2 separate regions of the Homo sapiens genome follow, and region 1 is linked to region 2. A link is a loop called in an ENCODE intact Hi-C map of the cell type or tissue named here. Cell type or tissue: HCT116. All regions are shown on one strand. Links, peaks and the distances in the headings refer to the core of each region. The heading gives the core; the rest is flanking DNA.

Evidence for each region. Peaks named below come from ENCODE experiments on the same cell type or tissue, not always from the same donor. Only the 100,000 strongest peaks of a DNase experiment are listed, where the experiment ranks them.
Region 1: it touches region 2 in a loop (6-fold over the local background); 5 of 110 quality-filtered maps call a loop at or near these places.

Annotation. Positions count from the first base shown.
Region 1 is chr17:59,309,917-59,312,838 of GRCh38, forward strand. No RefSeq gene overlaps it. Among named protein-coding and RNA genes, the nearest start is that of YPEL2, 20 kb to the right of the region's middle. RefSeq lists a silencer at 1,072-1,366 and an enhancer at 1,349-1,418. In HCT116, for the core only: a CTCF peak has its summit at 1,228 (motif pointing right); a DNase peak (open chromatin) is centred at 1,255.
Region 2 is chr17:59,752,263-59,755,184 of GRCh38, forward strand. All of the region lies in intron 5 of VMP1 (vacuole membrane protein 1), which reads left to right. Among named protein-coding and RNA genes, the nearest start is that of VMP1, 46 kb to the left of the region's middle. RefSeq lists enhancers at 1,948-2,922, 1,991-2,833. In HCT116, for the core only: a CTCF peak has its summit at 1,361 (motif pointing right); DNase peaks (open chromatin) are centred at 1,379 and 2,519; H3K4me3 peaks cover 389 bases; H3K27ac peaks cover 2,059 bases.

The DNA.
Region 1 (2,922 bases), core at 175-2,674, 440 kb before region 2:
CTACTAGAAGTACAAAATTAGCCGGGTGTGGTGGCGCATGCCTGTAATCCCAGCTACTCGGGAAGCTGAGGCAGGAGAATCGCTTGAACCCGGAAAGTGGAGGTTGCAGTGAGCCGAGATTGCGCCATTGCACTCCAGTCTGAGCAACGAGAGCGAAACTCCGTCTCAAACAAAAAAACAAACAAACAAACAAAAACAGCCAAACTCTACCTCAAAAATAAAATAAAATTAAAAAAAAAATTAGCCATGTGTGATGGCAAGTGCCCGTAGCCCCTAGCAACTTGGTAGGCTGAGGAGAGAGGATTCCTTGAGCCTGGAAGTTCAAGGCTGCTATGAACTATGATCATACTACTGCACTCCAGCCCTGTCGACAAAGTGAGGCCCTGACTCAAAAATAAATTGGCCAGCAGTTGCTCATGCCTGTAATCACAGCACTTTGGGAGGCCGAGGCAGGCAGATCACTTGGGTCCAGGAGTTCAAGACCAGCCTGGGCAACATAAGGAGACCCAGTCTCTACAAGAAATAGAAAAATTAGCCCAGCTTGGTGGTGCACACCTGTAGGCCCAGTTACTCAGGAGGCTGAGGTGGGAGGATCGCTTGAGCCTGGGAGATGAAGGCTGCAGTGAGCTATGATGGTGCCACTGCGCTCCAGCCTGGGCAACAGAGGAAGACTCTGTCTCAGGAGAGGCGCCACCTTTACAAATTTATGACCTGCTTTTAGACAAATACGGGGATGGCAGAGAGTTTTCCTTGTATTTGCTTCTTCTCAATTGTCTTCAGCTCAACATAGTTAATATGCTGAAATGGCATATTTTGGTGTGACATATTCTGCTACCCTTCCAGCTGTATTTTTTTTTTTAAGAATTCATCCTTCACAAAATAAGGTCTTTTCCTCCTTCACATTATAATGTATCCCTTTGAACATTATCTGTAACTTTTATAAAGCTGTTAATCACAGAGTTTCTAAACCTCAGCACTATTGACATTTTGGCTCAGATAATTTTTTGTTGTTTGTGTCTTAATCACTGTATGTTTAGCAGGATCTCCGTCTCCACTTGCTAGGTGCCAATAACATCGCTTTCCAAAAGTTGTGGCAACCAAAAATTTCTCCCCATATTGTCAAATGCTCCCTGGGGCTGGCGGGCAAAATTGCCCTTGATTGAGAACCACTGCGTTAAAGGAAAGTCAATGGCATAAAATGAGAGCGTGTAGCTGGCTAGTTATGCCCTTATTTTACCACGAGAGGTCTCCCTAGACCCCATTATAGTTCTAATCTGGACAATACAGGGCTAAGGGCGCCACCAAATAGATTGTTATGACTTGGTGGATGGTGACAGTAGGTTTACACACTAAAGCAGTTGATCAATCTCCCATGCAGAAGAATTCCAAATAAATTATGTAACTACTCTACTGCAAAGGAGGGGACTATAACTCCTCACTCCTTAAGTGTAAGCTCTGCATGGTGACTTCTGTCCAAAGAGTATGACAAGGACTGGGAGGAGTCACTACAGTGGGGGAACCTGACAATCAGCCAGGTGATCCAGGAGAACATCAACACTGATAAATCATATTGATAGTATGTACCCTTGATATGATGTCATGAAAATGGCACTTTACCTCTGTGTCATCCCCCCAAAACACACATGACCCCAGTCTAGTCATGAGAAAAGCATCAGACAAATCTTAATAGAGGGGTGGCCTGCAATATACCTGATGAGAACTTCTCAACACTGTCAAGACCATCAAAACTGGCTGGGCGCAGTGGCTCACGCCTGTAATCCCAGCACTGTGGGAGGCCGAGGCAGATGGATCACCTGAGGTCAGGCATTCAAGACCAGCCTGGCCAACACAGTGAAACCCAATCTTTACTAAAAATACAAAAATTAGCTGGGTGTGGCAGCGAGTGCCTGTGGTCCCAGCTACTCAAGAGGTTGAGGCAGGAGAATCGCTTGAACCCAGGAAGCGGAGGTTGCCTTGAGCTGAGATCATGCGACTGCACTCCAGCCTGGGCGACAGAGCGAGCCTCTGTCTCGGAAAAAAAAAAAAAAAAGAAAAAAGAAAACAGCATCAAAACCAAGGAATGTCTGAGAAACTATGACAACCAAGAGAAGCCCAAGGAGACATGGCAACTAAATGTAAAGTCGTCTCCTGGCTGGGATACTGGAGCAGAAAAAAGGACATCAGGTAAAAACTAAAGAAATCTGCATAATTATAGCAAATGTGCTACACTAATATGCAATATTAATAATACAGGAAACTATGTCAAGGGCAGGGTTATATGAGGACTCTATATGCTGTTCAGCTTTTCAGTAAATCTAAAACCACTCTAAAATTTGTCTATTAATTTTAATTTAATTTTATTTTATTTTGAGACAGATTCTCACTCTGTCACCCAGGCTGGCATGATCTCGGCTCACTGCAACCTCTGCCTCCTGGGTTCAAGCAATTCTCCTGCCTCGGCCTCCTGAGCAGCTAGGATTACAAGTGCCCGCCACCACGCCCGGCTAATTTTTGTATTTTTAGTAGAGATGGGGTTTCACCATGTTGGCCAGGCTGGTTTTGAACTCATGACCTCAGGTGATCTGCCCGCCTCGGCCTCCCAAATTGCTGGGATTACATGCATGAGCCACTGCGCCTGGCCTAAAATGGTCTATTAATTTTAAAAAGCATCTGATCAAGTACTGCCTTGGCAAAATAAGCAAAGAAGCCTTTAAAATGATGAATTTCCTAGAATTCTGTTTTTTTTTTTTTTTGACTTAGTTCTCATTACATCACCCAGGCTCGAGTGCAGTGGCATGATCATAGCTCACTGTAGCCTTGCATTCCTGGGCTCAAGTGATTCTCCCACCTCAGCCTCCCAAATAGCTGGGACTATAGATGTGTGCCACCACGCTTAGCTAATTTTCTTATTTTTATTTTTTG
Region 2 (2,922 bases), core at 265-2,764:
TTATTCATAAAAACAGGTAGCAGGCTGGATTTGGTCTGCAGTTTGTAGTTTGTTAACCCCTGCTCCAACTCATTGAATGACAGTAGTACACCGGAAGAGACATAGTGAGCCTGGGAGCCTTAATGAGAGAGCTAGCTGTCTTCTAAGGATTTTTGTATGACATCTGTGTATTTGGTTCACCCATTTGCCAAATAAGTACTATCATTTCTCTCTTCTTGATCAAGAAATAACAGGTTTCACATGATGCTTTAGAAAAGAATATAGTTGTGCATATATGAGTTGTATAAAAAAAATTAAGAGTAAAAAGAAAAAGCTTTTTTGAAGGGAAAAGCAGAAGAATTTCTTCTAAATGAGCTGTCTGATGACAGGAAGATTTGGTTCCAGTTTCATGTAACCACTGGTATGTTCAATTCCTCTTAAATACCAGATTTTACAAGATTGCAACCATTTTGAGGAATAAATAACTTATGGATTAAGTTTAGATGTCATGTGTAGGATGAACAGGTCTAAAGATCTAAGGTACCACTGTTGTAAAATTACAATGGATTAGGGATTTTTGTTAAGTAGATTTTTAGCTGTTCTTATTTTTAAAAAGTAACTATGTAAGATGATAAACATGTTAATTTGCTTTACTATAGTATAACCATTTTGTTATCTGTATGTATACTATAACAACATATTGTAAGCCTCAATTATGCACAATAAAATTTATTTCTAAAAAGCTTAGGCCAGGTGCAGTGGCTCGCACCTGTATTCCCAGCACTTTGGGAGGCCAAGGCAGGAGGATCACTTGAGGCCGGGAGTTCAAGACCATACCAGCCTGGGCAACCTAGTGGGACCCCGTCTCTACGAAAAAAATTTTTTAATTAGCCAGGTGTAGTGGCATGCTCCTGTAGTCCCAGCTACTCAGGTGGAGGTTGAGGCCAAGGTTGGAAAATCACTTGAGCCCAGGGAGGTTATGATCGCGCCACTGCACTCTAGCCTGGGCGACAGAATGAGACCCTGTCTCAAGAAAAAAAAAAAAGTTTAGATGTTGTACACAATTAGGAGAAGTGATGGGGTTATTTCATTAGCCACCTTGTAATTATTTCCCACTAATAGAAATATGATTCATAATTCTGTAATTAACCAGGTTAACAAAAACAGGAACTTTGGTACTTGATTATGAGAAATGTATTCTGGACATGCTCCTTATATGCATGTACATTATGATTCATCAAGTTACAAGACAAAAAGATGATTAAAGAACCATTTGTAAACTGTATGTAACATTAAGGATTTATAAAGCCTGTTCTTAATAGCAAAGGAGTCCATGGGCTACAATTTACTCTCCTATATAATGTGATGTATGTACAATTTTTGACACTAGGTGGAGCAGTTTCCTGGCAAAAGACTTCACAAAGCCCCATATCCCTTTCAGTTAAGCCCAGCTTCTAGACAAAGAACTGTAAAGAGAAGAAAAACGATCGACAATCATTTTATAATTTAAAAACATACCCAAATATTTAGCTATAAGTAGAAGGCTGAATATATTTTACAATTTTTCTGTTTGCCATATATTTTAACCATTGGATTTTCTCATGTTTAAAGTGTTAGTTTTACTTTCTAGAAGCAGTTTGGAAGTAGAAAAGTTGGGAACTATTCAGTTACATTGTAGAATAGATCAGGTTTTATTAGAAGCTGTAACATCAAGGTGTTATCCTTTGAATGATATCTGTGAGCCATTTTGTTTCATATGACCATTTTTATAGAAAAAAAGTACTTTTTGTTATAAATTAGATACAAAGAAAATTGTGAGATACGTGCCCCTGTGTAAGATTCAGAGCCTGTTTCTGCTTTAAAGTTTGGGATTATTTCATTATTAAAATATGTGTTAAAAATTGTACATTTACCCTGAAGTACAGGTCAATTGATGACTAAAAAGAAAACAAAAAAAATTATACATTTAAAAAATCTGACATCTTAATTGCTTTTTCATATTTATGACCTCCTCTGTATATGGCACCCTAAGGAGGAAGTACTGTATAGTATTCTGCACTTTTTAAAAGCTGTTTTTTCCTTAGTATAGACATTTCTGATACTTTTTGACTCTTGGCTATTGCTAAAAGTAAATATTATTTGGAAAACTGCATTCATATGGGTTGAAATAAAATAGTGAAATAGTTTCAGTAAGTGAAATATTGTAGTAGTTAATACCATAAAGTGGAATCATTCTTTTTTTAAAAAATTGTTAGCCAGCTTCTTCCCTATCAATTCAGCTTGACTTCTGACTATTGCTTTATTGCTCATTTGTCTATCCTCCTTTTAAGACAAAAAAGAAATTACCAAAAGTTAAGGCTGTGGTGTGACTTGATACCAGATGCTTATAACTATGGCTATAAGCATGCAGTGACTCAGTGCTGTTTCAGGAAGACCAACAGACCCTTCTTAGAAAAAAATCTATTTGCCTTTTGTTTGATGAAGGCATGAAAGCTCTTCTCCCTGTCTTTCCCTAAGGAATGACTCATATATTAACTCTGCTGAGCATCACCACATCAAAAGAAGAAACCAAGGTCTTCAGGACATCAGGCTGGGTTTTTGCCAAGGAAAAGGGGTATGCACAGACTGGGTAACTTCCTGCCCTTAAGTTTATTAATGTATGCTTAAATGAAAGCCAAGAAAATTTAGTTTAGCTTAAATTTGTTGTTGAGCATACATTTTAAACAATTTATACTAGCCCCCCCCGCCCTTTTTTAACAGCTCTCATAAATATGTAGTTCATTTCTCTTGAATACTTAAGTCAACTGTATGATCAAAAGTTGCTTGGGTCTAGAGAACAAAGGTGAAACATGCCTTCTTTTTCTTTTTCTTTTTCTTTTTTTTTTAGACGGAGACTCACTCTGTCTCCCAGGCTGGAGTGCAATGGCGCGATCTTGGCTCACG